3 separate regions of the Mus musculus genome follow, and regions 1 and 3 are each linked to region 2. A link is a loop called in an ENCODE intact Hi-C map of the cell type or tissue named here. Cell type or tissue: left cerebral cortex. All regions are shown on one strand. Links, peaks and the distances in the headings refer to the core of each region. The heading gives the core; the rest is flanking DNA. Region 1 overlaps Mtss1 (MTSS I-BAR domain containing 1). Region 2 overlaps Gm36617 (a long non-coding RNA gene). Region 3 overlaps Mtss1 (MTSS I-BAR domain containing 1).

The links. Hi-C counts contacts between places; a loop is a spot of excess contacts. Peaks named below come from ENCODE experiments on the same cell type or tissue, not always from the same donor. Only the 100,000 strongest peaks of a DNase experiment are listed, where the experiment ranks them.
Region 1: a loop joins it to region 2, with 6 times the contacts of the local background. A loop is called at or near these places in 29 of 42 quality-filtered maps.
Region 3: it touches region 2 in a loop (2.4-fold over the local background); 4 of 42 quality-filtered maps call a loop at or near these places.

Annotation. Positions count from the first base shown.
Region 1 is chr15:58,945,935-58,956,836 of GRCm38, reverse strand. It overlaps Mtss1 (MTSS I-BAR domain containing 1), which reads left to right. Exons shown (of 15, transcript NM_144800.2): 8 at 247-404; 9 at 1,624-1,731; 10 at 3,226-3,323; 11 at 5,157-5,367; 12 at 9,317-9,511; 13 at 10,818-10,902. Among named protein-coding and RNA genes, the nearest start is that of Ndufb9, 18 kb to the right of the region's middle. In left cerebral cortex, for the core only: a CTCF peak has its summit at 6,004 (motif pointing left); DNase peaks (open chromatin) are centred at 5,981 and 7,231.
Region 2 is chr15:59,287,151-59,298,052 of GRCm38, reverse strand. It overlaps Gm36617 (a long non-coding RNA gene), which reads right to left. Exons shown (of 4, transcript XR_875370.3): 3 at 10,453-10,533; 4 at 6,102-6,472. Among named protein-coding and RNA genes, the nearest start is that of Sqle, 22 kb to the left of the region's middle. In left cerebral cortex, for the core only: a CTCF peak has its summit at 6,370 (motif pointing right); a DNase peak (open chromatin) is centred at 6,392; H3K27ac peaks cover 254 bases.
Region 3 is chr15:59,049,014-59,059,915 of GRCm38, reverse strand. Mtss1 (MTSS I-BAR domain containing 1) reads left to right here. Exons shown (of 15, transcript NM_144800.2): 2 at 1,494-1,555; 3 at 4,825-4,898. Among named protein-coding and RNA genes, the nearest start is that of Mtss1, 28 kb to the left of the region's middle. In left cerebral cortex, for the core only: a CTCF peak has its summit at 4,975; a DNase peak (open chromatin) is centred at 4,943.

The DNA.
Region 1 (10,902 bases), core at 3,576-8,575, 340 kb after region 2:
GCCATCGCAGGAGATGCTCCTCGCTGGCAAATCAGCCAGATAAGTAAATACTCCCTTCAGAGGTTAGGAACAGGAAATAGATGCTCCTAGGAAAAGCAGCTGCTTCCAGTCTTTTGGGAGCGATGAGTAATGTTTTTAAGTCCTGGCAAAGGGTGCTTTGCCTCCAGCGAGGACTTCAGAGAAGGGAATTTGTTCTCGGAGCTGGCATTTCAGCGAGCTGACCATTCCGCCTTGTTCTGTTCACAGGGAGGGGCGACATCCAGCCTCAGTTGGACAGCGCTCTCCAGGATGTCAACGATAAATACCTCCTGTTGGAGGAAACGGAGAAGCAGGCTGTGCGCAAGGCACTCATCGAAGAACGAGGCCGGTTCTGCACCTTCATCTCTATGCTGCGGCCAGTGATCGTAAGTCGATGGAAACCTCTGGAAGGCTTGAACTAGGTAGTGTGGGGAGGGCTTTCCTTCTTGATTTATACATCCACCAGCCTACTGACAGCCACCTACTGCTATCTTGAATCTCGATGGCGGAAGCATGTCCACACATTAGATTCTCAGCGAGGAGCTGATGTCCACGTGGCCAACTCCTTATCCGCAGTTCATAGCAATGCTCATCCTATTTGGGCTTGCCTATTTATTTATTTATTTATTTATTTATTTATAACTGAGTTATGGTGTACCCTATCTGGGCATGGTGGCCCAAGCCTGTAATCCCAGCACCATGGAGGCTGATACAAGAGGGTCGCTGTGAATTTTAGGCAAGTCGCGGCTGCACAGTAAATTCTAGACCACCTAGAGCTACAGAGTGAGGCTTGTTTTTTTCCCCTACCTCAGAAAACAAACAAACGAAAGAATCCTAAGGTAAGAGTTCCAGGGCGACGCCAGCACCTGTCAACTAGATAGGAACATTCTGAGGCCCACCGTATCTCAGACTCCAAGCCTGGGACCCCGCACATCTGTGTCTTAAGCCCTCGGAAGCATCTCGGGATCCGCTCCCACATAGTTTTCCAGTAAACCCCGAGCAGAGTTTGCAGCAGCCACTCTCGACGCTGCAGGAAGGCTCCTGGGGCAGCTCTCTCCACCCTAGCGGAATTCTCAGATTGGAGTTGTTCCTCTGTCTGTACCTGTGCCCTCTGGTTCCCACTGGCACTTGGGAAGGCGACTGAAATGTTCGCAGTCTTGGCTTCCATCCCGCTTGCCAGCTCTTAAGGTGGGGCTGGGGGCAAGAAAGGGGGACAGTTAGCTCTATCGAGCACACGTGTTCTGTCATAAAGATCTGGACTCAAATATCCCCAAGTCATGTCGGTCCTCCAGGGCTACCTCAGCCCGTGGAAGGATGCCTGGGAAGACCCCAGGTGGACCATCGCACTGAATAAGCCTGCAAGTGCCAGGCACTGTTAGGGTGCTCTGTGTCCCTCCACCGTCCCCAACACACAGGTCGCTCCATGACAGCCTTTTTCCCTTTCTCTTTCCAAAAAGGAACTACTTGTCACCTTCAGCTTAGATCCCTATCTCAGATGCCTTTCATGAAAGGTTGAAAAGGTCACGCAGTAACCCAGGTAGAAGTGGTTGGAACAAGACAGTGAGGGGACCCACATGATGACATACACAAATTGCTTCCCTTTAGGAGGAAGAGATTTCCATGTTAGGAGAGATTACCCACCTTCAGACCATATCGGAGGATCTGAAGAGCCTGACCATGGACCCTCACAAGCTGCCCTCCTCAAGTGAACAGGTAAGAACTGTGGACCGAGTGGTCAGGGACCAGTCTAAGAAAGACACAGAATTCAGGGCTCTGGTCATCCGTGTGGCGTCCATTGTGTCTGAAATTACACCCAGATGTGACTATGTTGTTCACATCGTCACTGTGGCGGTTATTGTGGCCAGCCCCTGGGTTATGCTGTATTTCCATCCTTTGTGAACCATTGTCATTCCTTTTCACTATTATAGGGAAAGACGCTGAGGTACTGAGAGGTGAGGGCCTTTAGCTAAGGCCACCACTCTAGTAAGCAGTGACACTAGGATTTCAGTCAGGAGATCCATGACCAGATCCGGGCTCATCCTCTCTGAGCCGAGAGCTATCAAAGGACCCCATGTCACTCTGATGCCATGGCCGGCAACCCTCTCTGGAGCGAATAAAGTCATTCATGAGAACCTCTCCCATCCGAGGAAAAGATGATGTATTTCTAAATGCTTTTACTCTTTTGGGGTGTGTGTGATATTGATACTCTATGTCTAAGTTAGGGTGCTGGGAACAACACCGTGACCAAGGCAACTCTTACAAGGCCATCATTTAATTGGATCTGGCTTACAGGTTCAGAGGTTCAGTCCACTATCATCAAGGTGGGCGCATGGCAGCATCCAGGCAGGCATGGTGCAGGAGGAGCTGAGAGAGTTCTACATCTTCATCTGAAGGCCTCTAGAAGAAGACTAGCTTCCAGGCAGCTGGGACAAGGGTCTTAAAGCCCATGCCCCCAGTGGCACACCTACTCCAAGACCATGCTCCTAATAGTGCCACTCCCTGGGCCGAGCATCTACAAACCATCACAGTGTATCAAGTGGGGGACAGCTGACCAGCCACATGCCGGTTTGAGCCTTTTGCAGACAGTTCTTACTGTCTGCTTGGACAGTCAGCTGAGAAGCTAAATTTGGAAGCTTTGTGGTTTTCTGTCTATGAGATTTTTGTATTAAACTCGAATATGTGTTAACTCAGTAAGTAGACCTGAGTGGGGTGCCTGTAAAAGAGAGCAAGAGGTGGACCTTACACTCAATGGCTCTTTGTCACCAGGGAGACACACAGAAATGATTGTGATACGATTTGGCTCACTCTTAGGGAGGTTTTCGTGCTTCTAGCCTGGTCAAATAGGACACGAGTGTCTACTGAACATCAAGTGGTTACGGTGCAGCCAGCGAGCCCCCAAACCATTATTGTCTTTACAGAGCTGCAGGCTGAAAACTGATTTTTAGCCTGTGTTTAAAATAGCTTTTAGGAGTTGTTAGTCCATCACTGTCATCATCTCTTTCTCCTGGTATTCCATGGCTTTCCTCTCTAACTCCCCCACCCCGTCAACGCCAGCTTTTTGCTCGTCTCTGAAGGACTGTGACACGAAGGGATAGGTACTGTGGCCCTTTAGTTGAAATGGGCATCTTCTCTGTTAATTCTGCCCCTCTCTGTGGATGACGCCCCTCCCATCCGTCCCTTACACAGCTGTGCTCTCTGTCCCTTCAGGTGATTTTGGACTTGAAAGGTTCTGACTATAGTTGGTCCTATCAGACGCCTCCTTCTTCTCCCAGTACAACTATGTCCAGAAAGTCAAGTGTCTGCAGGTAAGTGAAGCCCAGGGCCTCCTAATGCTTTCCGAGATCTATTTATGTGAGTGCAACGAGGAGCCAGGCTGTATGTCCAAAGGGGCCAATTTGAAATAGGAAATAGTGAGGCGAAGAATGTACTCACTCTTAAGTCTGTCTCTGTCCGTCATTCCCCACCACTAGTGTTCCGAGCCCAAGGTAGACCGTTTCTTTCCTTTTTAAGAAGTTGATCTAACTGTAGCTGGGACAGAAGCTACGGTGGCTTTGGCCTTGCTGTATCCTTCATGCCTACTCACACCATTCCTTGTGGAAATAAGCATTTAGGGTCCTGGGCCCTACAGGACCATTATGTAGTTTCACGAGGCAGCTATTCTTGGTCTGCGAAGGGCAAAGGTTTATTCTGTTCTTGAAAGTTGCAAGCATCACCTGATATGGCTCCCTGCCTCGGTCCCATACTACCGCTGCCGCCAATCATTTGACTTGACGTAGCGAAACCAGATGGCTGTGAAGTAGCCTAGAGAGGAAGGAGCAGGGACTCAGCTCCGGCTGTTAGGGAGATGCGGCCCAGCATCCTGCCTGCTTCATTTCACCCTAGAGCTTGTCGGGTACATAGGTGGCAGGCAGTTCCAGTCAAGAGGCTATGTCCTCACCTCTTTCCCGAAGATGTTGCTTGTTTTCTTGGCGCCTTTAATGGGCTGTATGTTTACTTGAGTCAGAGGAAAATCCTTTTTATGTTTCAGTGGCTCAGCAAGGCCCGTCTCATTAGCGCAGAACAAGCTACGCTGCCTTCTCCTCCTGGCCTTACTCAGTTGCACTGACAGGAGCTGGCTGGAGTGCCTTTCGGTCCCCAAATGCCATCTTCTGGCTAAAAATCGTAGCATTTATCCCCCCACGGCTGTTTGCTCCCCCTGCTGTGCTCACCTGTGTGTGACAGATCCCTGTGTGTGACAGATCCCTGTGTGTGACAGATCCCTGCAAGGCGTCTTAGCATCGACCAGCCACAGCCACACACGTTTGCAAACCCTGAGGCTTCCCCAGGCTTGCCAGGCTACATCCCCCCAAGGGGTTTTGTAACTGCCCTGCACGTTTTAGCTCTGCTTGCTTGCAGGTAGAGCACCTCCAGGGTCAGAGCCATTACCCTACTTCCTGCTTATTGGTTCACCGTAGAAGTAAGCAGCTTAGCACTGACTGGCTCTCCTCACCGAAAGCTGCCCATGCTGCTACACCCAGCCACACATGGTTTAACAGGGAAATGCCCACGAAGGAGTAGAGCCAGTGGTCAACTCACCATACATAGCGCTTGCACTCAGTCCCGTCCACCACCACCACCACTACCCCCGCCGCCCCCCATCCCCTCCCCCTCCGAGTTGATTGGCCGATGTACTTTGGTGGATGGAATCCACTTAGGATGGGATCCATCTTAAGCATAGGGTACCTGCCAGTGCTGTTTAGCTGTGTGGCCTCTGGTCATCTGGATCCAGGTAGTCTACCCAAGGATGTGAGACCATGTCCCTGCTTTGGACTTAGCGGTTTCTTGCTGCAGGCAGAAGAGTTCGCCCCCACTTCTTTCTTTATATCTCAAGTGTTTGTTCCCCAGTTTTGTTGGTAGGTGGCACAGTAGAGTTGGGCCTCATTGCTTTTTTTTTTTTTTTTTTTTTTGGTAAAAAGTATAGGCTCTTGCATGCTAAGACTGCCACGTAGTAGCCTCAGAGACCCGAAACCTAGCTCTCTTGCTGTTTGCCTAAAAGAACCTCTCGCTCACCAGCCCGATTGGGTCTTGGATAACATGTCCTGAGTTTGTATGCTTCTCCGGGGCAAGGAGCTGACGTTTCCTTGTGCTTTTCCCAACAGCAGCCTGAACAGCGTCAACAGCAGTGACTCCCGGTCCAGTGGCTCCCACTCGCACTCGCCCAGCTCGCATTACCGGTACCGCAGCTCTAACCTGGCCCAGCAGGCCCCCGTGAGGCTGTCCAGCGTGTCCTCCCACGACTCAGGATTCATATCCCAGGACGCCTTCCAGTCCAAGTCACCCTCTCCCATGCCACCTGAAGCTGCCAACCAGGTAAGGACGCCCTTCACCCAGAGAGCAGCAGGCACCCAGGGAGCCCTGACCACTGCTGATGGGTCATTTAAAAGAGACCCCCCCCCAAAGGGAGAGATCCTCTAAGTTGGGCTGGAAGCCTGTCTCAGCATCAGCAGTAGTTAAAAATACTGTGTTGGTTGGGTAAGCTATCACTTCTAAGTAGGTAGCCTCAAAGAGACTGCGTCTCTCCCCTGCATCCTTGTAGTACCTAAGTTGGTGTGACATTATGCTCCACAATGGGGACACCTCCTCTTCATGTCATCTCAGGTTTTTCCCCAGGGACAGAGACTCTATTGGTGAACAGTGATAACCCAAACCCTCAGTTCCAGTGAGAATGGCTTGTTAGAGCCCCCGTGGGTAACTCTGTTGGCACTTTGACCCCTTGAGGAGGAAAGATGTGTAATCTCTCCATGTACCATAGTTTGGATGACACTCACCGAGCTAGACCAGGTCTCTTGTGTGTGTTGGTGGTGTATACAACCCTTGGGGTGCCTGTTTCTTAGGGCCAGTTTGTCAGCTTTGGCTCCACACTTGTTAATTAATTAGCACAGTGTACCCAATGCTAGGACATGATTGGTGCCACCATCTATTGGGGCCCATCTCTAGCGCCACCTGCTGGAAGGCAGAGGAGTGTGGGGAGGCTGAGCCAGAGAACCTGGTTGCTCAGCCAAGGTTAGCAAGTGCAGAACCTCATATTTCAGAGCTCTTCAGCATTATTTAGCCATGTGAGCCTTTCCCCTCATTTTCCCCCTTTAGAGATGCGATTTCCCACAGAAAAACTCTGGCCTGAGCGAGCTTGGCCTGAGCGAGCTGCATTTACTTTCAGTATGTTTGTCTCAGCCAGGGTGCCTTGGCTTGGCACCCAGGGCCTCCATCCCTCTAATGTGCTCACTAAGCCATGCCTGCTGTGCTCCTACCAATCCGAATGTGGTCAGAAGGAGGGCAGAACTATTGTCTCCTTAAAGGTCACCTAGTGTGCAGTCTAGCTCTCTCTGTTTCTGATGGATTGAGAACTAACACAGTCTCGTACCCTGATAACCCTTGCTGAAACTGCAAAGCCTTTCTCTCTTCTCATGCCGCTGTTAGTGGCCCAAGCACAATTTATGCCCCAGTGATGTCTGGGGGAGCAAAAGATAGTAAATTGGGGGGGGGGGTCGGTCTCTGAGGTCTGAAAGCTTGTACTTACCTGGCTAGTTTCCAAGAGTAGGCTAGGGGAAGTGCCTGACACTCAAGCCAAGTTTGGATTTTCAACACTTACCAGGGTGGAGTGACACATGCCTCTCACCTCAGTGAACACTGGGAGGCTGCGGACGGGTGATCCCCTTGCTGGGTAGTTAATGAGGCCAATCAGTGGTTTCTGGGTTTAGTGAGAGACCTTGTCTCAAAGAAGCAGGGGGACAGGAGAAAAGGACACTAACACTAACCTCTGGCTGCTTCACACACAGCAGTAGGCTTTCTGTTTGTTTGTTTGTTACTGGATGTGGAACCCAGGGTCTGTTCTCTCTCTCTCTCTCTCTCTCTCTCTCTCTCTCTCTCTCTCTCTCTCTCTCCCCTCCCCCAACCCCCCTCTAATAAGCTCTTTGTATGTTTTGTTGGAGCTAGGTGTGGAACACACACGCACACACACACACACACACACACACACACACTCACAGAGGTGGGGGGTGCACACGCGCATACACACCAGTAGGCTCTCTGTATGTTTTGTTGGTGCTGGGTATGGAATCCAGAGTCTCTCACAGGCATGTGACCAACCATTGTCTTACATCCCCAGCCTTAGGATAGTTATAAGCCAAAGGATGCAGCAGAATTTAAAAGGGAATTATTCCTTTTCAGACAGCACAGCTGCTTGCAATCAAGTAAAGAGGAACTTGTAAGACATTTCCCAAATCGTACCAGCCAGAGGGCTCCACCTCCCCTCTGAGATAGGAGAGGGATAGAAACATGAATCTGGCGTCCTTGACGGTTGATCCAGGCACTCATAGTGCTGAAGGACCCGGTTTACTTAATCAAAATGGAGTTAAGCTAGAGTTTGTAGCTAACAGTGAGGGACTTGGAGTAAGGAGCCTGGTGTCATGAAGTAGAGAGGGCTAATGGGGAGTGGTGTGGGCTTTTGAAACCTCAGAGCCTGTCCCCAGTGACATTCCCTGTAGCAAGGGCATATTTCCTAATCCTTCACAAGCTGTTTTGCCAACTGTAGACCAAGTATTCCAATATATTAACCCACAGGACCCCTTCTCATTAAAACCACCACACTAGGCCACAGAGTTGAGGCGGCATACCAGTGACCATAAAGGCAGAGTCCCTACTACAGCAGAGTGTCAGAAGGCCAGCCACGGGGCAGGGGACTGTCAGGCACCTGGGCTTAGTGGCATCAGCACTGGCACCCGTTCCCCACATCTGGTCCTCTCCAGATGCCTCATCCTGTGGTGGAAAAATATAGACTCATAACCAGGCTTCCCTGCTCAGAATCTCCCAAGTCACTGTCTAGACAGAGAACCTCAACTCTCTCCTTAAGATGGGAGGTGCCACAGAAGCTGTGCTAGACCCAATAAGAAGCTAGGAATTAGAGCTACCATTCAGCCACTGCTTGCCTAGGGACAGTTTTGTGCAATGTACAATACCTATGGATCTATGAGGCCCGTCCCGGGTCCTTGTAGTATATTGTCGTATGCCCAAGGGCACAGAGCTTGCGGAGAGGCCCAGTGTGATGATCTGGCGTCACTCTACCAGACAAGTGCCAGCTAATGTCTGCAGGCTCCACACGCAGCAGGGCCGGAGCGTGGCCGGGTCTCACATCGCTTTCTTAAAACCTGTGCCGGTGAAAATGAAGCCGTAACTTACTGTCTGCTTCTCTCATTCCCCCCTCTTCTGTGTCTGTCTCTGTCTCCCTTTCTGTACGTGCCCTTCCCACCCCGTCCATCCTCCTTTATTTTAATAATGACTTCCGGTGACCTGTGGTTTGGTTTGTTGGTCCCCTTCTGTGTGGCTCTTCCCCCGCTGCAGAACTCGTCCAGCTCGGCCTCCTCCGAAGCGTCGGAAACCTGCCAGTCAGTGAGCGAGTGCAGCTCCCCCACCTCAGTCAGCTCAGGCTCTACCATGGGCGCCTGGGTGTCCACAGAGAAGGTGACTGGCCAGGGTCGCAGCCATGGTGGGCTGTTCTTCCTGACCTGCCTGCCTGCTGCACACACAGCCGCTGCAGCTGTAGGAACCCAAAGGAAACTCAGAATCTGCCCCAAAAGCTGAGCCCTCTCTGGGATAGGGCCTGGATAGGCGGAGGGCTCCCTAGCTGCCTAGGGTGGTCAGTGAGGGAGAGGAAAGGGGCGTGGGGGACTTGGAGGTGTGAAGGCTTCCTCCCCAGAACAGGGTCTGTGTTCATCCCTTCTCCCTTCTTCCTTCTCAAACATCCCACAAGACTGTTGGATGTGACATCTCACTGTGTCCTAGGTCATATGCTTTCCCGCCTTTCAGTTTGCACGACCACCCGCCCCCCCCCCCATCCCTAAGCTTGATTCGGAGTCTGCATCCCGAGCAGTGTGCCGATTGGGAAACCTAGAATGAACAGATCCGTTTGGAACACCTCCAGATACCCTGATTTGCTTAACGTGATGAGTCAGTTCCCTAGTGTGGTGGCTTCGCTGGTTTTAAAAAGAAATTAAAACACAACGTTGCAAATTCAGGACAATGGTGGATTCTTAAACGGTTCTAAAACACAGTTCAGATGTTCCCCTGACTGAGTCTATAGCTCTTTGCACCCTGGCTCTCCTCCTGAATCGTTCACAGGCAGAAGAGGGGCCGGTGTTGATTTTGTTTGTAAATATTCAGGTTTCCCCATGCCCTCGGTGTCAGTGCCATCTTGGATCTCTACACTCATCCTGTTATATTAATTTTTTTCCTTTTCTCCTCCCTTTTTTGTTTTTGTTTCCAGTTGTCTAATGGGTTTTCTCACTGTAGTTTATCAAGTGAGTCCCATGCAGGGCCCGTGGGTGCAGGCCCTTTCCCTCATTGCCTGCCTGCCTCCCGCCTGCTCCCTCGGGTCACCTCTGTCCACCTTCCTGACTACGCTCATTATTACACCATTGGGCCCGGCATGTTCCCGTCATCTCAGATCCCTAGCTGGAAGGTTTGTGTCTCCCCTCCCTCCTCCCTCCTCCCTCTCCAGCTCCCTCCTCCCTCCCTCTCCAGCTCCCTCCTCCCTCCCTCTCCAGCTCCCTCCTCCCTCCCTCTCCAGCTCCCTCCTCCCTCCCTCTCCAGCTCCCTCCTCCCTCCCTTTCAAGCTCCCTCCCTCCCTCCCTCCCTCCCTCCCTCCCTCCCTCCCTCCCTCCCTCTTCCCCTCCCTCCTCCCTTCGCTCCTCTTTCCCTCCTTTCCTCCCTCCCTCATTGCTTCTGTGCTCACCTGTCTTCGGTTCTGCCATCCTCCCCCCACCTACCATCCTCCCCTCGACTCTACCCTTACTTACACACTCAATCCTTCTTCCTCAGGAAGCCGCCCCTCCCCCCACCCCCACCCCAGAGGGCACCAAAAACCAGCTAGAGATATTTTCCACATGGAACAGAAACCCGAGTCTTCCTTTAGAGAGTTAGCCCTGGAGGCTGGAAATCAGGGACTGCTAGGCTCTGCATTTGGGTGGAGCCTGCTGGCTTCATTCCCTCCTGGGCCACTCGCAGTTTTATCAGAGCCTATGCTCTCCCTCCTTAGCCATATGCTCAACTTGTCCCCAGATGACAGTCCCGCTGCAGTAGCAGAACCTCAGCCTGGAGTATGCATTGGATCATTATGCCCTTGCTTGGAAGTATATGAACTTCGTATTTGATTGTTTTATGTTGAAACACGTTTGTTTCAATATAAAAACCAAACTTTTAAGTGATTTCCACCAGGGTGGTTGAGGCTCCAGGATGGTAAGTCAGTCCCTGGGGCTGCCAGTATTTTGAGCAGCTTATAACTTCATCTCTCAGAGTCCTCAAAACCCTCTGCAGATCCTAGAGCCCTCCCTGTCCCGGGGTGGCAGGTGCACCTGTAGAATGGCTGGTGGTGCGCTAGGGCCCCCTGGTGGCCACTTAGCCTTGGCCAAATCATCCAGTTGCTCTAGGAGAGTGGGTCCTTCCAGCAGAAGGGCAGGCCTGGCTCCTTGAGATGGCAAGCTCTCTCTCTCTCTCCCCCTCTCTCTCCCGGCTGATGCTCTGGTATATAGTGACCAGCTGTCAGGTGGCTTCTGCCTACCTGGTTGTTGAGTTTTTAATCTTGGGCAGGGAGGAGGAGATGGGAGGTACTGGTGGGGGCGGGGTGGGGGGAGTACTCAGTGTGGGCAGGCAGAAGGCTAGGGGCTAGCCCCTGCTAGAGTTGCCTTGTGTGGGCAGCTGTGAACGGGTGGCTTTAGCCTTCTATCTGGGTTGGGGGCCATGGCTCTTCACTACATTGTTCTACTCAGGACTGGGCAAAGCCAGGACCCTATGACCAGCCACTGGTGAACACCCTCCAGCGCCGCAAAGAGAAACGTGAGCCAGACTCTAATG
Region 2 (10,902 bases), core at 3,854-8,853:
ACACTCTGAAGGAGAACTTCATCTTCCATGATGGGAGAGCACCTGTTCCATGTGGGAGGTGAGGAAAAAAGATTGCTTCAGTGATGACTGAGATCTAAGCCTTGGGAAACAAGCTGAATAAATGAGAGTGCTTGCTAAAATTGCAGACCAGGAAATGCCAAGACAGAAAACCAATCCATATTATGTAAAGAAGTGCGCACACATCCTGGACCTCTCCCTGTGTGTGCTTCCCATTTCACATACAGCATTTGGCTCCATTTTGAGTTTAGGGACAGAGACAAGATGACTCTTCTTGTTATGCATGTAGACACCTCCACCTTTCTAGCACCATCTATGGGTAATATCTGTGGTATTTATCTTGGTAAATAGCCTATTCCTATACTACCTTATAAACCTATCAGAATAGATCAGACCAGGTGAGGACTTGGGTATATTAAACCCCCTCAGAAAAAAACAGCCCCAAGAATTTATCTAAGGTACAACCCCCTCTCCTGGATGCTATAAAGAAGATATCAAATGTTGTGATGATGAAGGTCCCCACTGAGCTGTCATCTGGCCACCCAATATGTGCACCACTTACCCTGATTGACAGGCAGAGGACTCTGTAGTGTCCCAGGGCTTCCTCTAGGGTCAATTCTTACTGCTGACTCCGCCTACGTGAATTGCAGCCCACCCCCTGAGCAAGGTCTGCACCTTGCCTCTGCAGCTCAGCTCAGCTCAGCTCAGAGGCCTGAACTCAACCCTGTGACCCTAAGGTCTGGTGGCTTGGCTCCACAGTGATTCTCCTTAGGCCAATAGGACTACTTCTCTTCTTCCCACACCTCACCAGAGACTCTCTTTGCATCTTTTTATCAGCTCTATACATCTGTCTCCTTTTTTTTTTTTAAGATTTATTAATTTACTTTATGTGTATGAGTACATTGTAGTTCTCTTCAAACACAGCAGAAGAGGGCATCAGATCCCATTGTTGTGAGCCACCAGGTGGTTGCTGGGAATTGAACTCAGGACCTCTGGAAGAGCAGTCAGTGCTTTTATCCACTGAGCCATCTCTCCAGCCCTGTCTCTGTTTTAAAAAGATGAATTTTATGATCAATTATGTATCAGTCCACATGCTTACAGGTGCCTGCAGAGGCCAAAAGAAGTCATCAGATTCTCCGGAGCAGGAGCTGCAGGCAGTTGTGTGCCTGTTAGTGGGGGTGTGGGACCTGAACTCCAGTCCTCTGAAAGAGCAGCTGGCACTTGTAACTGCCTAGCCACTGTTCCAGCTCCACTTCTACCTCTATTAAGGCCTCCTTAAGTCCTCTAAACTGTTGTGATTAATTTAACACTTTGTAGCCTTTCTTTAACCTACATATATGCATGTATACATACATACATACATGCATGTATAGAGATGTAATTACTGTGTACTGTCATCTGAGGAAGATTGGAATGCTTTTCTTTTTTGGTCAATGTCCAATTACCAAGGGAAATCTTAACTATTTAGCAAATTGCAGTCAACTAAACCAACATAGCTTATATATTTATTGTTATTCAATAAACTGGAGCTTATGGAAAGACACAGATGTATCTACCTATTTTCTGGCATGGAGTGTTCATGACAGCGTACCTTTTGATTCTGGAAAGGTTTTTAATGTTAGAACAAAGTCTTAGTCACTTTTCTATAGCTGTGAAGAAACATCATAACTAAGGCATACTTATAAAAGAATTTAATTGGGGACCTGCTTGTGGTTTCAGAAGGTTAGCCCACTATCATCATGGTAGGAAGCATGGTGGGAAACAGCTGTGGTCCTGGAGGAGTGAGTGAGAGATACATCCTCATCTGAAAGTGGAGAAAGAGAGAGGCTCTGCCTGCCACGGACACTGGCATACTCCCTCCAATGAGGCCACACCTCAAAAAACCCTTCCCAAAAAGTGCCACTCCCCGGTGATTGAACATTCAACTATGAGTCTATAGGATCATTTTTATTTAAATCACCACAAACTATGAGCGAGAAAATGAATACAAATATTCACAAATATATCCTGGGGATTACATATTTTTTTATTTTACTTTGAAACAAAGTCCCAGATAGCCCAGTCTGGTCTTAGAGTGGAGAATGACCTAGAACTTCTGATCTTCTTGCCTCTGTCTCCTGAGTACTGGGATTATAGTTATGTACTACTGTGCCCAGTTTTATGTAGTACTAGGGAGTGAGTCCAGGAATTCATGTGTGCTAAGCTAGCACTCTACCAACTAAGCCATATTCCCAATCCCTATTTCATGCCTTTTTTTTTTTTAAATCATTCAAACATTATAGACTATATGGAGTTTCTTTTGAAGATGATAATCTTTTTTTTGTTTGTTTTTTGTTTTTTGAGACAGGGTTTTTCCGTGTAGTCCTGGTTGTCCTGGAACTCTGTAGACCAGGCTGGTCTTGACTCAGAAATCCGCCTGCCTCTGCCTCCTGAGTGCTGGGATTAAAGGCGTGCACCACCACGCCTGGCTGCCATGATAATCTTTTAATAGATAAAGGTGATAATTACTCAAATTCTTAGAAAAGAGCAAAACCACTTTGTACATTTTTGGGGGGGGTGTTTTCGAGACAGGGTTTCTCTGTATAGCCCTGGCTGTCCTGGAGCTCACTGTGTAGACCAGGCTGGCCTCAAACTCAGAAATCCACCTGCCTCTGCCTCCCGAGTGCTGGGATTAAAGGCTCGTGCCACTACTGCCCAGCCACAATTCTTTTTTCTTCTCTCTGTCCCTTTGTCCACAAATCCTAAAGTCCCACCTCTGTCTCCCTGACCAACCATTGGCTGCTGGCCACTTTATTTACCAATCAGAACCAACTGGGGGTCAAGGACCCTCAGCATCTTTCATAAGGATTCTCCTGCAATTTTAGGAATCCAATTAACACAATACAAGTTTTAAACCTATGCTACGCACACTCCAGTGAAGTCTGCTTGGTAGGCCAAGAGGCCTGGAAGCTCTCACAAGGCAAGGAGTTTCAAGGAAACTCAACCTCCTGGAACCAGGCATTCTTATAACCCATATACTCATACCTTAGCCCTGCGTTAGTCTGGTGTATGGATCCACGTGCTCTCTTTTTACACGTGCTCTCTTTTAGTATTTTATTATAAGTGCCTTTAAAGATTAAATTCTGACATAGCTAAGCCTTCCCCAGTGTTCCAACATTCCAGAAAACCCTTGAAGCGACAAACTTGGAATTCAGTAAGAAGGTTACCTATTCAGTAACATTCAAATTTACTTCTAATAGAGACAGTGAAACTAATTAGGCATTACAAAGAACAGAGCCAAAATAGATCAGGGCCGGTTTGCAGAGTGTTTACTTGGGACAATAGCCAGTCTTACCCAGACAAGGGAATTCGCAATGGCCTAGTGAATAGGTGAGTTTACCATGAAAGAGTTAGGGAATCCAGAGACAGGTTTCTTCACTAGGCCCAAAGAAACAGCATAATCAGGCATTTACTAAGAACCCCTGGTGGTGGATTTAACAATAGACTAGCATTATACCTGGCTCCCTTCTTAGTGGTAAACAAGGCCTGGTCCCTGCCATCTTTTGATATATACATTTCTTTTGTATTGTGTCACTGTAACTTAGAGAGGATGTGTTTGCCTGGTTTCTTGTTACTCTTCTGTATAAAAAGTTTGATGCTCGACTTTTACATTCATATTATACACAATCTCTTGTGTTGCTTCTGTTTGTCATTCATTTGCCAACTCCTTGTCTACCTGCAACCAGAGACTCATCCTCTGCAGACAGGGACCAAAAAAGGTCTGCAGCAAACCTAATTCACAGAATGTGTCAGTACAGTAGCAACTGTAGGTGTTCCTCCAAGATCCATGACGTCACTACTTTGGGTAGTTGGCTAGGTTTCCAGTACCTGGTGTGATTTCCCTTCTGCTGAGTGAGTCTAAAGTCCAATTAGAGAGCTGTTACATTGTTACTTTGTACATTTTAAAACAGTTTTTTGAGATTATACCAAGGTCATGTAGGCCACTACTGTACTCCTATGGTAATCTTGCCACACTGGTTGTTGTGGTTCATAGGTGTCTTAGTTAAGGTTTTACTGCTGAGAACAAACACCATGACCAATGCAACTCCTTTTTTTTTTTTAAAGATTTATTTATTTATAATATGTAAGTACACTGAAGCTGTCTTCAGACACCCCAGAAGAAGGAATCAGATCTCGTTACAGATGGTTGTGAGCCACCATGTGGTTGCTGGGATTTGAACTCAGGAGCTCTGGAAGAGCAGTCGGTGCTCTTAACCACTGAGCCATCTCACTAGCCCCCAATGCAACTCTTGTAAGGATAACATTTAATTGGGGCTGGCTTACAGGTTCAGAGGTTCAGTCCACTATCATCAAGGCAGAAACATGGCAGCATCCGGACAGGCATGGTGCAGTAGGAGCTGAGAGTTCTACATCTTCACCTGACAGCTGCTAGCAGAATACTGGTTTCCAGGCAGCTAGGATGAGGGTCTTAAAGCCCATGCCCACAGTGACACACCTATTCCAACAGGGTCACACCTTCTAATGGTGAAAGTCCCTGGGCAGAGCATATACAAACCATCACATTCCACTCCCTGGCTTGTTCAAACATGAGTCTTTGGGGCTCATACCTAAACATAGCATAATAAAAATACATTGATTCTAACTTACAAAGCCCCTATAGTCTATAGCAGTCTCAACTGTTAAAAGCCCAAAGTTCAAGGTCCTGTCTGAGATTCATCCAATCACTTAATCCCCAAAGCAAAAGATAGGAAACCAGCTGGGCAACTCCAAACTCTGCATCTCCACGTCTGATGTCAAAGCGGTCTTCAGATCTCCAACTCTTTTTTTCCATTTTTGTTGACTGCAACCAACTTCTTTCTCCCAGGCTGGTTCCACTCCGTTAGCAGCTTTCCTCAGCAGATAGCCCACGACTCTGGCATCTTCAATGTAACTTCAATGTTACAGCTTCTTGTTTCAGTGTTTGGGATCCACACATGATCTTCTGAGCTCCTCCAAAGGGCTTGCTTCACTTCTCCAGCTCTGCCCTCTGTAGCACTCTAAGCTCAGGTTGATCCACTCCACTACTGCTGCTGTTCTTAGTGATCATCCCATTATACTGGCATCTCCACTATGCTAGGGTCTTCTGCTGCAACTGGGCTTCACCAATAGCCTCTCATAGGCTTGCTTCATAATGCCAAACCTCAAATCCTTTGCATGACACCTTCAATCCTACACTGGGGCATCGAGCCTCCATACGACCAAGAGCCTCCTCTCCCATTGATGCCAGATAAGGCAGGTCTGCCATCCAAATATTCAGGAGGTAGAGGCAGGAGGATTATGAGTTTGAAGTCATCAAGGTCACCAAGATACTGTCTTAGAGAGGAAGAAAGGAAGAAAGAAAGAAAGAAAGAAAGAAAGAAAGAAAGAAAGAAAGAAAGAGGAAGGAAGGAAGGAAGGAAATATATATTGAGTCAGAGCTTTCTAAAGGGACTAAAGCACTACAAATAAAAAAATTGTTTTCTAGCATAGGAAAAATAGCCAGAGTATGAATAAGGTTAAAGAGCAAACCACTAGCTGGCTTAGAAACAAAACACAGACAAGGGGTTTAAACTAGTGTCTGGAATACAACTAGGAGAACAATTTAATAAAAAAGCACGAACAGAGAATTATTCTCTATTCTCTATTGTTCTGCAAATAATGCTGAAACTCTGGGACAATTTCTATCCTCAGATAAACAGAGATTTGAAAAGCACAACCACATGCAGTTTTGGCCAGACCTTGGGCGGGGCGGGGGGGGGGGGCCCACAGTGCGGGAAGGAACAAAACACATTTTCTTACCAAAATCCCAACTTTTTTCCCCCTTTGCTATAGCAATTCAGCTTCTACAGAAAACTCTTCAGACATTCATGTGAAAAAGTTCTGTCCCCAGGTGGAAAGTTCTTGAAACAAATCACTAAGTGGGCAAAGTGGACTATGGCAAATTTGATGTATTGCTAGTATTCTGTTATGGGAGAATTGAGACAGATTCCGAATCTATATTCCTTATTTGTTGCATGTGGAATAAATACCAGCATTTACATGTTGGGTATAAGATATGGCAGATATAGATGGTGGCAAGCCATGATCAGTATTTATTCCTTGCTCAAAACCACGTCAACAGTAGTTTCAATCAAAGGTCCCTGAGTTTTAGAGGACCTCACATGGCTACCCCATTTACTGGATCCGAGTATTCACATGACCAGTGAGATTTTCAGGATGATTTAACTGCTTGGCTGTGGGAAGTCCATGGAGCAGAGTCTAATCTTGAGCTTCTCTCCTGTTTGCTTGGAGAGCCGCTTTGCTTAGTGATCTTAGCTGCAAAGGATTCTACACTGTGTCAGCAGGTGGCTCCAGAGGCAGCTGTTTGTAAGATGGCAACAAAATGAAAGCAGTGTTGCAGAGCAAGCTGACTGCTTAATCTCATGGTCTACAAACACTAGAAAAAAACAAAAGCAATATTGTGTAAATGCTATGTAACTCAGACAAACCTGGAAGTAATAGAGGATTATGGCCACAGATACTCTCTAATGTGAGTCACATTATATAACTACAATTATGTAATTATGTGAAGTGTGTATTATATGTATTGGGAGAGAAAAAACGTGTGCAAGAATGAGAGGGGCGAAAGGAGAGAAGGAGGGAGGGAGGGGAGAGAGAGGTTTAGAGGGCAGAGGAGAAGGTTAAATTTTCTAATAAATTTATTAGTCTCAAATGTTCTCAACCTAGCACCCATCCACTACATGCCAATCTCCTGCCAGATGTCAAAAGACCAAGACTGGACAGTCCTGATGATGTGCAGGAAAATTCTAACTCTTGGTACCATACAGGTCTCTACACAAAGTCAGGTCTTTATACACAGACCTGGGAGAGGTGGGCACTGAGAGTGTCCTTTCCCCTTATAATCAACCACTCACAAAATTGACCTCACCTCCTAGGAGTCCATTTGCCTTGGTCAGCCCCAACCTCATGTCACACCCAGGTTAACCTCACTTCACACCCAGGTTATGGTGGAGGATGTGGGAGGAGCAAGACTATTTTTTCGGGATAGCATTTGAAACATAAATGAAGTAAATACCTAATAAAAAAATTGGAAAGAAAAAAAAATAAAGGCATGCACCACTAACCTGGCCCCCTCCTGTGGCGTTTTGTCACAGTAGCACTAGAAAACTAAGAAAGGAACAGAAATAGGAATACCCCTCAGAAGTGCAATATAGTTGCTTTTGCATGTTTCAGAAATGACCAGCACCAATGGTGCCTAGAGTCTGGCCAGGGTTCCTCACTGTGCAATCTGGACGAGTCTTAAGAAAAGGATACCCACCCTATTCCAACAGTCTTTATGAGACATAGTCCAGGCTTATCAACAGCAAGGCTCTGAGGCCCATTCAAGTTTCCATGTGTTTATAAAGTTCGCATTTGGCCTCACTTCACCTGAGATATACCATGCCTAACTTATCACAGAGAGGTGACCACAAAGGGACAGATTTGGGTGATATTTAGTTTCTGCTGTTCAAAAGTCAGATTTGGCTACAAGATACTAATGGCATCCTTGGAAAACATATTGCCTGAAGTCCTCCGGCATGTTGAGGGCTTGGAGCTCAGTCAAAGGGTTCTTCCTAGGGGAGATAGTGCAGGAAGTGGGTCTGGGGTGGACAAGGCTTTGGCTGAAGGTGAAGAACTTTACATTTTTAAACATAACTCTGAGAGGGAGGAACCGTTGGCTCCATTTTCCTTTCATTACTATCTTGCCTAAAAATTACACTCCAGCCACCTACTATCTGACATTGCATCTTAGATTAGTTGTGTGTGTGTGTCTGTCTGTCTGTCTGAGTACATGTGTGCTATGCATATGTGTGAGGATATACTTGCTGTGAATATGAACCTGTGTGAAGATCACAAGTCAGTATCTAGAGCCCAGCGTGTTTTCCTGGGTCACTCATTCTCTCTGTTGGATTGGCAAGATGAGCTGGCTGTTTGCCTCCAATCACTTTACTGGCTGGTCTTGTAATACCAACTTGACACAAGTTGGAATTATCACAGAGAAAGGAGCCTCCCTTGAGTGTGTGGGGCAATGGGCTATGCACAGACAGCTTGGTCTCCAGTCGAGTTGGGAGGTGGAACCCCGGTAGAACATGATGGATGGTAATTCCCACCTACATGGGACAGTAGGTGTTCCCTCATGTCTCCTGGACCCTGGCTCCTGTCAAAGTTACTGTCCCCACAGCCCCCACAGGAGAGGCTCATGGCTTTCAGTCATGTACACAACGTCCCAAGCTTCTGACCTTCAGTCTAGACTCCTCCCAGTTACCTAGCAACAGCAAGATAACAGCCCACTATAAGAGGGGCTATTTAGCCCCTCCTCACTCTCTTCCTCTCTCTTTTGTACTCTCTAGCCTTTCTTCTCTCTCTCTCCTTTTCCCCCTTCTCTCCTCTTGGCCATGGCCGGTCTCTCCCTCTTTCTACCTTCTCTCTTTCCCCCTGCCTTTCTACAATAAAGCTCTAAAACCATAGACTGTCTCTGCTCATCAAGGCCCGCTGTGCTTGGACGATGGGATAGGCTTTCTCCTAACGAGTCGTGCCTAATCTCCTGTCAGAAGGCCTTCCTGTGCTCCAGCCATGGACCAGACTAAGGACTCTAACCTGCGTGGAAACCTCTCTCCCTCTGCTCTCTTTCTGTATCCCCAGGACCCCTATTCTGTTCTTAGCTCCTCTGCCATATCCAGGATGGGATGCCAGAGACTGAGAACCTGGTACGGGGGCTGCCCCTTGTCCACCCCCTGCCATGTGGGGTCAGTGGCTTCACACAGTCAGATGCCCACCCAGGGCCAAGTGGAAAGCGTCCAGCAGTCCTCCCGTGTCTGCCTGTCCAGAACACAGGAACTCAGGCCGGACTCGGGCTCTCTCCCTTCCCCCCTTTCCCCTACACCCACAGCCCAGCACTTGAGGAAAGGCCTCTATGAGACCCAGCTGTAAGGCATTTTCTCAATTAGCGATCAAGGGTGGGAGGGCCCATTGTGGGTGGTGGCATCTCTGGGCTGGTAGTCTTGGTTCTATAAGAGCAGGCTGAGCAAGCCAGGGGAAACAAACCAGTAAGGAACATCCCTCCATGGCCTCTCCATCAGCTCCTGCTTGAGTTCCAGTCCTGACTTCCTTTGGTGATGAACAGCAATGTGGAAGTGTAAGCTGAATAAACCCTTTCCTCCCCAAGTGCTTCTTGGTCATGATGTTTTGTGCAGGAATACAAACCCTGACTAAGACACTCACCCGTGTCAGGGTCACAGGCCTAAAAACACAAGGCCATGCCCTGTTTTCCCACTGTCTCTATGGATCTGAACTCAGGCCTCATGATCGCATGGCCAGCACCTGACTCACTGACCCACCTCCCTAGCCCGTTGTTCCATTTTCCCTAGAATGTCAGCTCCATGAAGGAGTGTTCTGCCCCTCCTCACCTTTAGATGTGGAAGACTGAACTCAGAACATCACATATGCCAGGCAAGCACCCTATTCCCTGCCTGGGTCTTTGCTTCCTAGGTATTACTGTATTCACGGAATCCAAAACTGCCTCTCCGGAGGCTCTGTGCTGAGTGCATGTATGCAGTTTCTTCTCTCTTCATGGAGAAAGAAGAAATCAGTTTCATCTGAGAGGACATCAAAGCTGTTTGAAGCCATTCACTGGATGTCCTCTCCTTGTGACAGAAATCCCAGGTCTGGCTTTGAAAAGCGGCATCATGAAGGTTCTAGGAGCAGTTTGTGACTTAGTAGTCATTGTTCTGCATGTCATATGCACTCCCAGTGAGCTCCTTTGTAAGTCTTACAGTGTGACAAATAATAACCGCTGTGGCATCGGCCCCTTAGTGCTCAGGAAATGCTCAGGTGAAACACAGTGAGCTCGCCTGTTCCCCTTAGGCTTTTTCAAACACACACACTACAGAAGTAGTTTGCTCAAACAAGCGTGGCCACACAGAAAATTTTATTTGCCATAATTGGTCAGTCTTCTTCAGCATCATGACCCCAGGTCAGATTTTACTGGTTTCTGCTGAAAACAATAACTCCAACCTCATGATGCCTTCATTTCAACAACGAACATAGGTCCCTTCTGGTATGTATCACAAGGTGATGGGATTTCTGGAGTTCAGAGATGTTTGCTTGAACCCCAAAGTTTATCAGTGTCCTAGGCGACACAGCCACTGCATCAGTGTGTAGAGTCCAGGCCCGAAAGGCTTGTCACCAGTTTGTTTTTACAAGTACAATAAAGTGACACCCATCATAAGTTCCCACCTTCTCTTTTGCGTGTGTGTATGTGTGCGTGTGTCCTTCCATGAAGGCCAAAGGTCAATGCCAAGTGTTGTGTTACTTTTCTAGTGCTGAGATCAAACATCAGAACCAAGACCACTAATAGAAATGTTTACTTGCGCTTACAGTTCCAGAAGAATAAGAATGCATCCTGACTGGGAGTCACAGCAGCAGGCAGGCCTGGTGGCAGGAGCAGGAAGCTCACATCTTGAAGAGCCATAAGGAAGCAGAGAGAGCAAACTCTTAAATGGTTTGAGTCTTTAAACTCCCAAAGCCACCATCCATGACATACTTCCTCTGACAGGGCCACACTTCCTAAACCTCCCAAACGGCACCATTAATTGGGTATCATTTATTCAAATGTGGAAGACAACAGGGTCATTTCTCATTTAGACCAGCACAGGGGCCCACCCCCGTCCACTGCCCAAACTTGAGACAGGCCTTCCCCTGGCCCTGGAGCTCACCAGTTCAGCAAGGCTAACTGGGTAGTGACTCTCCAGTCTCTACCTCCCCAGTGCTAGGATCACAGATACATGCTACCCGGCCCAGCTTTTCACATGGGGACTGGGGGTGCAA
Region 3 (10,902 bases), core at 2,843-7,842, 240 kb after region 2:
TGCTTGCTATCCTGTGAGGCACAAGGCAGCACCACAGCAGAGATCCACACAGCCAGAGCGCTGACAGTGCCGAGGCAGAGAGGCAGCAGTGAGGTTAGGAGGAACTGGTCCACGGTGGCCATGAGGAGGTGATGACACAGATGCGCTCGACTGCACTTTTAGACAGTTGGGACTTGACATCTGTGACGAAAGATATAATGGTTAATCTAATGCTCCCCCTGCCCCGTTCTCCTCTTAGCTACAAAAACAAGAGGTGGTATAATACTATTTTTACCTTGTCAAGATGCCTACCATTTGTATCTTCTTCTGGGACTATGACACACACACACACACACACACACACACACACACACACACACACACGTTATGAATGAATGGTTTAGTGACAAATAGCATATCCCCACCCATGTTTTACCTCTACTGGGTGTGTTTAGAGTCACATCTTGGTGGACGCTGACTCGTCTCAGTAAATATGTAATGTGTGCTGAGAGGGAGGTGGCAGGCTTCACACTGGCTTGCCCTGCTCAGATCAGAACCTACCCATCTGTGTGTCAGTGCTATACTCAGCAGGAGGAGACCCGCTGTGCTCTAGGATAAGGAGTGACTATGCGGTGGGGTCCCTTGGAGACGCACGATTGGACTTCAGGGTTCAGTACAGAGGAAAGATTATCCGTGCTGATTCTGAGCGCTTCTGGAAGGCTAGACCTAGAGCCCTGTGAACACCAGGGACAGACGGCTTGCCTTAGGTGGCCCAGGCTTGGGATGTGTCCCTTGCTGGAGTGTGCTGGGAAACCACCTGTTGTCACAGTGTACAAAGATGCCGGGGTTAAACATCAGCTGGGTGGCTATATTTAGGTTATTTTCGAGCCTTGGGATTCTGATAGGCTGATACTACTTCTCGATAGCCACCTGTCCTAAGGAGGGGTTTCAGTCATCTGGCTCCCTCCTTGTGCTCTGTGTGACAAAGTTAGGAGAGTAGATGGAGCCATGTTGTATGCACCAGTGACCAAGGAGAGAGCCTTGTATATCCTGGGATTTGGTTGGTTTTGTTTTGTTTTGTTTCCCCCAAGACAGGATTTCTCTGTTTAGCCCTGGCTGGTTTGAAATCTGAAGATGAGACTGGTTTCAAACTCACAGAGATAGATCTGCCTGTGCCTGTCTCTCAAGTGCTAGGATAAAAGGCGTGTACCACCACTGCCGGGCATGTTCTATATTTTTAAAATTTGGACCCATCATGTTCATACAAAATGCTGACTCCAAGGTGTAGGTGTTTGGCTTTGTGGAGCTAGGTTCCTGTTGGTGTCTGTGTTTATTTGCAAGATTATAGGGACAGGCACATCTGAAACGGTTCCAGGGCTATTGCCTGTCTCTAGTGTGTATATCACAGAACCCTACAGAGGAGGATCACATCTGCAGATTGTTCCTTGCATGGTTGGAATTGGGTGCTTGGCTCATCACACTGTGACTGATTGCTGGCTTTTGTTCTGTCCTAGGGGAGCTATCCAGTTTGGGAAGACTTCATAAACAAAGCCGGAAAGCTACAGTCCCAGCTGCGGTGAGTAGACGCGTGTATTCTACAGGAGAAGGCGACATCCTTAGGCAAGACAGAGGGAGGTGGATCGGCACACACGTCTGGCTTAAATTTAGAAGTGTCACAGACAGAGAAGCGCGAAGCAGGCACCTAGAGCCGTATCAATTCATAGTCTCCCGTCCCACCTTCACACCCCAGTCCCGTGTGAACCCAGACTCAAGTCTGCTCTGCCTCCCACCGTAGGAATTCTTAGAGTTGATTCCATAGAGTAGTAATGGGCAATGTTTGTATGGCGCCCACTGGGTGCCAGGCATATCAGCCCTACAAGGTTAAGTACAGGCATTTTCCTGGTCAGGAAGCAGAGGCACAGATAACAGCCCGTTCATAGAGAAGCCATTAGTGACAGAAACCGATGTAAACATGAGAGGTCCGGTTCCAGAATCCAAGTTTGTTCTCATCTACCTGTATTGTCTTTCCACATAGAGAGTTTAGAGCTCCAGTGTAGACTGATATACGGTTCCATTTACATGGAGTGGGTCTCGGCAGTGGTAGGCTGGGCCGCGCAATCCTAGGTTTACTAGACACCACAGAGATAGGTGCTTAGACACTTAGAAGTATGTTTTACGGCTCAAGGTTATACCCGGAGAAGCTGCTCAAACAAGGGGTGCTGCCGGTTGTCTCTAAGAAGCCCGTATGGCCTAGTGAGCCTGTTCCATTACCGCATGCTCCGATGGACCAGATGATCACATGCTGCAGCCCCACCCTTTATGAAGTCAGTGTGGGAAGAGATACGGCTGCGCTTGGTGGCTAACCCGGGAAGCATGGGACACCCGAGAACGACTATCTGGATAATCCTCGATGGCGAAATTTGGGGGAGTGACTGGCTGGTGTTGAGTTGGATGAGAGGGCAGAGCAGTGGAGCGGGGAGTAGGGGTGTTCTTGGAAAAAGAGCCACCTGGGTGACAGACAGACAAGGGAGGGTGACTTGTCGTTTCTAAGCCCGTGCCAGGGCGGACCAGAGGTTGCTGCTCAGAGCTCTTGCCTAGAGGTACGTGGCCCAGCATAAGGGGTACATGGCTCCTCGAATGTAGCAAGAAGAACTGGGCAAGAACGCATGGGGTTCCTTTAGCTTTAGCTATGGAGGGGTGGTATTTGCAGCCTTTTATATGACCCCCAAGTAGATATTGGCCTGGCTATGTACCTTCTCCAGTTACCGGGTCCTTGACAGTCTCCTTGATTTCTGAGCTCATTGGGTTATGTTTGGGTCTTCTTCTGAAGGGCTCACCAGCCTTCTGTCATGGGGCTACCCTGGTCTGCTGGCCATTTCTCATCCGCTGTGCCTATTGCACGTAGGTTAACATCCCTCTGGTAGGAAGGAGGTCTCCCCCTGAACTAAAGCATTTACCTTTCTGCTTCCTTTTCTTGTCCAGCCTCTGATTGTGTGATGGGCTTTCAGTGTGGGCCTGGAGAAAGATTATTCTCCTGGCCTTTAGCTGGCGAGAGTAGTGGGACCTGAATTGCTGAGCTCACTGCCGGTCTTGAACATAGAAAGTAAAAGTCAAGGTAGACTTTGAAGTACCTGCTTCCCCTCCCTCCATCTAGGTCTTCTGAGATCAGGGCACATTTCTTTATCATTTTATCAAGTGAGGGTTTAATTTTGTGTCCTGGAGAAAGGCTGCGGTTACCACCGCAGACGCAGCACATCTGTCTATCTTGGAGTGTTTAAGCTGAATCATCTCACTAGCTCTTGGTGGTTCCCTATTTGCTGTGAGCTCAAGTAAAGGGCCAAGATGTCCTTTGTGCTGCCAGAAAGTGCAGTGTGACAGTCATGAAGAGCTCCTAAGTCCTCAAAATTGACCAGTGTCTTAATTGGCTGTAGAAGTCTACTCCAGTGACTGTAATGGGCAAGGCTTGTCCACGGCTGGCCCATAAAATAGGGTTGATTGGCATTGAATTGAATGAGAGTAAATAAATCAAGCCAGCTTGTCAGGTATTCATCATAAGTCAGAATGAGCTATTTATAAGTCTCAGGATGTTTGATAGAGGTAACTTTTTCAATGTTTGCAGTTGATGTCAACACTTTAAAAATATGCATGAAATGTGTGCATGTGTGCATGTGTGTGTGTGTGTGTGTGTGTGTGAGTGAGTGAGTGAGTGAGAGAGAGAGGGAGGGAGGGAGGGAGGGAGGCAGGCAGGAAGGGGGAGGGAGGAAGAGAGAGGGGAGAGGGAGGAACTTTTGTTTAAAATTAAGCAGAATATATTCTTGATCTGTTAGAAACTCTCAGACCTGATTTTGAAATTTGGCTTAAAGGACCTCCTAGAAACCTCTTGTTCCACAGACACTGTTGCTGTGTTTAAGACAGACCATTTCTTTTTCTATATTCCGAACTCTAGTCTCGAGGCTTCTTCTTGTAGTGACTTTACCTTCATAGGAGGAAGGTTCAGTAGAGACTGGAGACATGTAATAAACACTTGAAGACTATATCAGTCTTCGAATTTGGTTTGAAGTCCTTGCCTGGTAGGGGACTTTTGTTGGTTTGTCATGGTTGGGATCCTGGTCATTCCTCAGTTCGTGATGTTGTAGGTCATCGAGTGCCTAGTGCGTCCATCTGGTTGTGCTTACGGGCATGGGTAAGGATTAAGGAGATTGCCAAGGCAGGAGCTAGCCTTAGTTCTCCCCAGTGTTGCTTTTAGGACTTGAGAAGATGCCTCTGAAAGAGCATCCTGTGCCTGAACAAAGCAGAACCCAGGGTTTTAGTCTTGTATGGTTGAAGATTTAGGGAGCAAGGCTGTACCTAGCTAGCACCCTGTGTCTGCAGTGGGTTGAGCTGGGCCTTGAGTCACAGTGGCAGGTCATCAGTCACTCTGGTATGAACCAGTGATCTCTAAAATGTCTTTTGACTTGTGGCCTCAGTTTTCCTTTTTTTTTTTTTTTTTGGCAGTGAAATGTTGATCTTTCTGCTCTCCAAGATTTGGTTCCCTGCCAGTTCACGTGCACATAAATTACTTTCCTACTCTCAAGCAGATGTCACCTGTGCTGTCTATACTTTAATGATACTTTCTTCTTTGGGGTAGAAACCCCTCCCTTTTATTTCTTTGCTTAAAGTTTCACTTGGTAGCTTCCACAGCCAGGCCTCCTTTGGGGTTGAGTGCTAGGGAGAGAACGCTATCTCCTGCTAGCTCTCGTCCCTGGAGGGTTCTGCTTGCTGCGGATCGGAGGCTTTAGCCCAAGAGCTGAGATGAATTTGCCAGGGAGACATTCCTCACGCTTTTGTTATCTGTTTGCATTTCAGGACAACAGTAGTAGCAGCAGCTGCCTTCTTGGACGCCTTTCAGAAAGTGGCTGACATGGCCACCAACACACGTGGTGAGCAGATGGGAGGCTGCCTTCCAGCACTGACTGGATCCAGCACGTGGGCTCTCTCTCTCCCCCGGGCGGCTTCCCGAGAAGATACGGCTCGAGTTATCAGAGCCTGGCTGACTCACAGTTTTCATATATTTTTAACTCCGTGGGGTTGCACACATTAGAAGTTGTAACTAGTTCCCCAGATAGTGAAGTGTGTGTGAAGACTAGACAAGAAAGGAAGGGAGCCACTGTTCCTTCATGAGGCGGCTTGCTGTGGGTGTAACTCGAGGGATACGCTTAGTATAGAGCCTCGAGCTGCACCTTTGTCTTGCTGTGACTCCTCCAGCAGGTTGCCTTAGGCTCTCCCATGGTACCTCCTGGAACGGGAAGTCCTGGAGATGATGATGTGGCTACTGTCCTGGGTTCTCCACAAACAAGGAATCCTTTTATGATAGGCCCAGTATCTCGAGGGCCGTAACTGTCTCTCTGTCCCCAGTCTTAGGCTGCAGACCCTGTGAACAAGAGACAGAGTCCTGATGATACCCCACTAGACAGAGTGTCCAGAGCCTAACTGATATTTAAAATATGCTTATGAAAGCAGTGACCAGAAGGTGAAATCTTTTGAAAAGATTTCATGGTTTCAGAGAATCCCAGGAATATTCGTGACATGTGAGAGGTGCCAGAAGAAAGTGGATAGTGTAGGCCCACCTTCCTCTCAGTCCCATACAACCACTCTGTCTGCCTGCTCCTTGTCTGGTCATGCTGGGCTCCCTCGTTACCTGCATAGCTGTGAACCTGCTCTAACTTTGGGTGTTTAGTGCAAAGCTGAGGCTCCTTCCCATACCTCCAGTGGTTCATCACAACCGGCGGTGGGCACTTAATTAAATATTTATAGATTGAGACTCCAGCTCCTTTTGTTGCAGGACTGTCACGGGACCACAAGAGCCAATATGCCTCCCCCTTGTCCCCAAAAGGCACACCGTTGAGTAGGGAGACTGAGATGTGTAAATAAAGAGTGCCTGTGCAGAAATAGTATGTGTGGTAAGGTAATAGCCGAAGCTCACAGCACCAGGGGAATATCGGAAAGTGAGCAATTAACCTGGTGCCAGGGAATCAGGGACATTTTCCCAGGGGAAGTACCATTTCTCCTCCTTTCTGAGACGCCAACCGCATCCCAAAAACATTCCCATGGAAATACGACCGTGACGTCAAGCATCAGACTTCCTTAACCTGGTTTGTCTGTGTGGTGAAGGTACTAACTAACCCATGTAATTTTGAAATGCCTTTAAAATGACTTAGCTTAGATGTACCTGTTGTAGAACCTTGGGGAACCTGGATTCTAAAGGAGCTTAACATGCAAACCGATGTTTGCTGTTGTGAAAATGTGACTGACTGTCCATCCGTGTGGTGTCTCTCCTTCCCCCCTCAGCCGTGTCTGGAACTGTCAGTCATACATGCGTTATCTACTTTGTGCAAGTGCCGTGGTGTGTGTGGAGGCCAGAAGCCAGCTTGCAGGAGTTGGTTCTCTTGTTTCTAACGAGTGGGTCCCATCTTTGGCAGCAGCCGAAATTACCTGCTGAGCCTTCTCTTTTTTGAGACAGTCTTAAGTAGCCAAGACTGAGTGCCTTTGAAGGCATCTGAGGATGGCCTTGAACTTCCGGTCTTCCTGCTTCTGCCTCCTGGGTGCTGGGATGACCACTGTGAGCCTCCTGCCCAGCGTGGGATTACATTCTCAAGGATCTAGAATTCAGAGCATGTTTTTAGACTTTCCTGTTAAATTACTGGGTGGGTCCTGAAGGGGCAGCAGGAAGGGTGACCCCGATTGTCTATAATTTCCTGTGGGAAGAACCTGTGGTTTTGAAGAGGCTGCTCCCAGAGTCCCTCTTGGGGGGGCGGGGAGGGGATTGGAGGGCCTGGAAATTCTCATGCTTCCAGGGGAGGGGAAACGGCAACTGTTGGAAGAGAAGCAGGAAGAGGCTCTCAGTGGAGGTAATGGGTCAGAGCCAGGCTTGGGGGCTGGGGAGGTGGGGATGTCTGCTGCTGTCGGCCTGTGTGTCACTGTGAACAGACTCCTGTGTGATGTATCTTTAAGACATTTGGTTTCAGGTTGTTTTTGCAGTACAGTTTAGAATCCAAAGTGTGGTTGCTTTCTTTTATTGGATGTGGGAACCTGTATGCCTTAAAGAATATATGGCTGATATGAGCTGTTTCCATGGTGATGGTATGAGAAACTTGGAAGTACTCCTTATTCCAACAATTTAATTTAGTAAAAAAAAAAAATTGTACTCTTTACAAAAAAAAAAAAAATCTAAAAACTGCATTTAGCCTTGCCCCTCTTAGAGATTAGGTTTAATGTCCTTGGTAATCATTTTTGTCACCCTCAGTGTGTATGTGATTCTGCATACGCCTCCTCAGATGGCCACTCCTGGGAAACGTTGAAGCCCCTTGGCTTCTGCTCCACACTACGGTACCGATACCGTTCCTCGCCGTCGCCTGTAGATGCGCCTCGCTGTGTCTAGTAGACAAATGGACTTCCAGTGCCTGGATAGAGCGAGTTCTAATTATTATTCTGTGGCTGGATTTGTATCTTCCCTAGGTATTTGCCATTACAGGCTGTGGTGCGGGCAATGCTTGTACATCTATGAATGTCTGGTGTGTGTGTGTGTGTGTTGCTCTCATCTTAATTTTGTTATGTGCTTAGTACGTATGTCCATATTTATGTATACCGGTATGCCTGTGGCTGTGCCTCATATGAAGGTCAGAGGTCGATAGCAGGTGTCTTCCTCCCACACTGATCTCATCATTTCAGCCTGTCTTTCTGGCTGGTGACTCTAGGGTCCGCCTGTCTTTGCCTGTGTCCCAGTTCTAGCCTTAGAGGTGCCTGCCACCACACTCCGGCTTGTATGGTTGCTGGGATCCAAACTCAGCTCCTCATGGTTGGGCGGCAGTGCTGGCTCTCCAGACGAGTGACCTATCTTAGTGGTCTGTGTGTCACCACGGACAGGATGAGTGTGTAGAAGGCTGTTCACGTGTGAGCTTAAGGGGGCTCAGAGCCGTTTACTGTGCTGAAAGAGTATCTCCCAGGCTGGCTCTTTTGCTCGGAGACTTTAGATGTAGTGTTTAAACATCTCTCTAGTTAGAAGTTGGTAAAAGAGAGTTACCACTGCCCCCTCCCTTCCTGTTTTCCTCTGCCCTCCCTTCCCCTCCACCCTCTTCTCCCCCAACCCATGTCTTTCTCTTCCTCCTTTGTCTCTTCTTTAGTTTTTTGAGATACAATCTATGCCATCTACTGCCACCATACTATGAGGTAGCACAGCAGAGTGTCACATCTCTGTCTAACTATCTTAGTACCATTCGCCTTTCCCCATCAGCCTTCCTTCCCCAGCCCCCCGGTAACCACCATTCTATGTCCAATTCCTCCCTCCCTCCCTCCCTCCCTCCCTCCCTCCCTCCCTCCTTTAAGATTTATTTATTTATTATATATATATGAGTACACTGTAGCTGTCTTCAGACATACGAGAAAAGGTCATCAGATCCCATTACAGATGGTTGTGAGCCACCATGTGGTTGCTGGGAATTGAACTTGGGACATCTGGAAGAGCAATCAGTGCTCTTAACTGCTGAGCCATCTCTCCAGCCCTGAGTTCAGGGCCATTGAATATCTGTACCATATTTCCCCCCTTTGGCTGACAGTGTCTGTTTCTTGACCGCTGAGAACTGTACTGCTATAAATAGCTACAGATGTGTCTTCCACATGCAATTTCCTTCCCTTTAAATATTACTCAGGGGGCCTTGCTAGATCATATGCTAGCTCTATTTTTAATATTTGAGGAACCTCTGTGGTCCTCCAAGTGACTGTACTAATTTATGTTTCTATATACACAGGGAAGAGTTCCTTTCTATGCATCTCTGTCAGTGTTGCTTTTTGTCTTTTCCTCTTCTCTTCTCTTCTTCTCTTCTTCTCTTCTTCTCTTCTTCTCTCTTCTCTCTTCTCTCTTCTCTCTTCTCTCTTCTCTCTTCTCTCTTCTCTCTTCTCTCTTCTCTCTTCTCTCTTCTCTTCTCTTCTCTTCTCTTCTTTGTGTATGTAGCCTTGCCTGTCTTGGAACTTTCAACTGTAGTGCAGCCATTCCATTGAGCTGAGCCCTGACGTCTCCTTGTCCTGCGTTGCTTTCTCTTGGAGCCTCTCTGCACGCATCTCACACACCTGCACCGTTTGCGGACACTAACTGTAGAAGCACATCTCTATTGGGCTAGTATTCAGAATGCCAAGATAATTTTAACTAGGTTTCTGGTTCCAGAATATTCACATTTTTGTGTTATTTCTCAAAGGAAAGAGCTCTGAAAGGTTTGTTGTCATTCTCATGAGGTGTTTTAGCATGAGTTATTAACAAAATTTATGAAAATCTTCCACAAGTAGTTACTATGTGGATAAAAATCAATTTTCATAATATGCTTACCTTGTTTACAATATTGAAATCTGGACTCCATTTTGATACTGATTTTCTAAATAAAATCATATAACTTGATTAATCTCATGTATATATTATTTATATAATATATACATATATAATGTGTATCATGAAATGATGGAATTTGAGTTTATTGGCAATAGGCACAATTCTATGTGCTTAGTTTATACTCTGGAATTAACATCTTATTTATGTAAACTCTGAACATGCTGTCTTTCTTCAGATTCACTGGCCACAACAAAATTAGTTGGTAGGTCTTAACTGTCTTTGATTTTTGTGGCTGTCTCAGGAGTATGCGTTTGTCAGGGTCAGTTACTTACAGACCGAGGAAAGAAAAGTAAGGCAAGCAAATGGAAGGCTTCTCAGTAAGTATGCTGCGGCAGACGGCCGTATGTGCTGGGGAGAGCACCTGCACACCTGGGAGTGCTGTCTGATCCAGGCGCCCGCTGTGTGCAGCCTCTCAGGACTGCTCCTCACAACACTGTCTGCTTAGGTCAGCAAGGGCCTTTGAAGAGCACAGTGCTGAGTGACTTGGTTTTGCATGTTTTTGCGTGCCACTGTAAATAGGTTTACATCTTTGAAAACCCATCCTGGGAATGTGCAGATGATGATGTGCCAGGACCACTCAAAGGAGCTCAAGGTTTTCAGGAGGAGAGAAATGGGCTCCAGGCAGAGTAGAACATGTCTAAAAGTGAGCATGGCTTTAATAGTGAAAGTCATGATTGCTAATGTCCTTTGCGTCCTGTGAGCTGGACTCTGTTTTGAGTGTTTTAGAGTTGTCTCTTCTTTGTTATTGGTGATCCTTCCCATGACCCACATTGGATGCCTGGTGTGTATACTTTCTCACATACACACACACACACACACACACACACACACACGATAAGCTTTATTGTATAAATCAGGCACAATGAGATTAACAACATCTAATAATGAGATCAGTTACAATACGACAATAAGAGCTACTTGAAACTTAGGAATTGTTTATTTCTATAATTTTACATTCAATGTTTTTGGATTATGGTTGATTGGTTAACGGGTAGAGCTGGGTAAGAGGGCCCAGGGTCTTCTTAAAGCACCATGTGATGAAAATCTCAAGGGACAGACTCAAAACAGGTCGTGTCTGGACACTGATGCAGGTCACGTGGCCAGTGAACTGGAGCCCCTCCCCTAACCTGGACCGGGACCAGTAAGTTAGGATCCCTTATGTAAGGAGCTTCTGGCCTTAGCATGTGCTTATATTTGGTTTTAAAGTGACTTCAACCCAACGGCATTAAAAACCCCAGTTCATGCAAAAAAACCTTGGTATGGAGCTGAGATGTCTAGGTTTGACTTTTGGCTGTTTAACTGTGTAACCCCAAGTTTTAATTTCCTCACGGTAAAAAGAACTGGGGTGTGTGTGTGTGTGTGGGGTTCCCGAGATAAGACCAGCAAACCTTCCTTCGTTCACTCATTTTCCATGGTATTAAACACTGCGTAAGTCTTGTTACATCAACTGCATATGAGGTTGGGTGGGGTAAATCCCTTTCCTAATTTGTCTTCAGGACTTCTGCTTT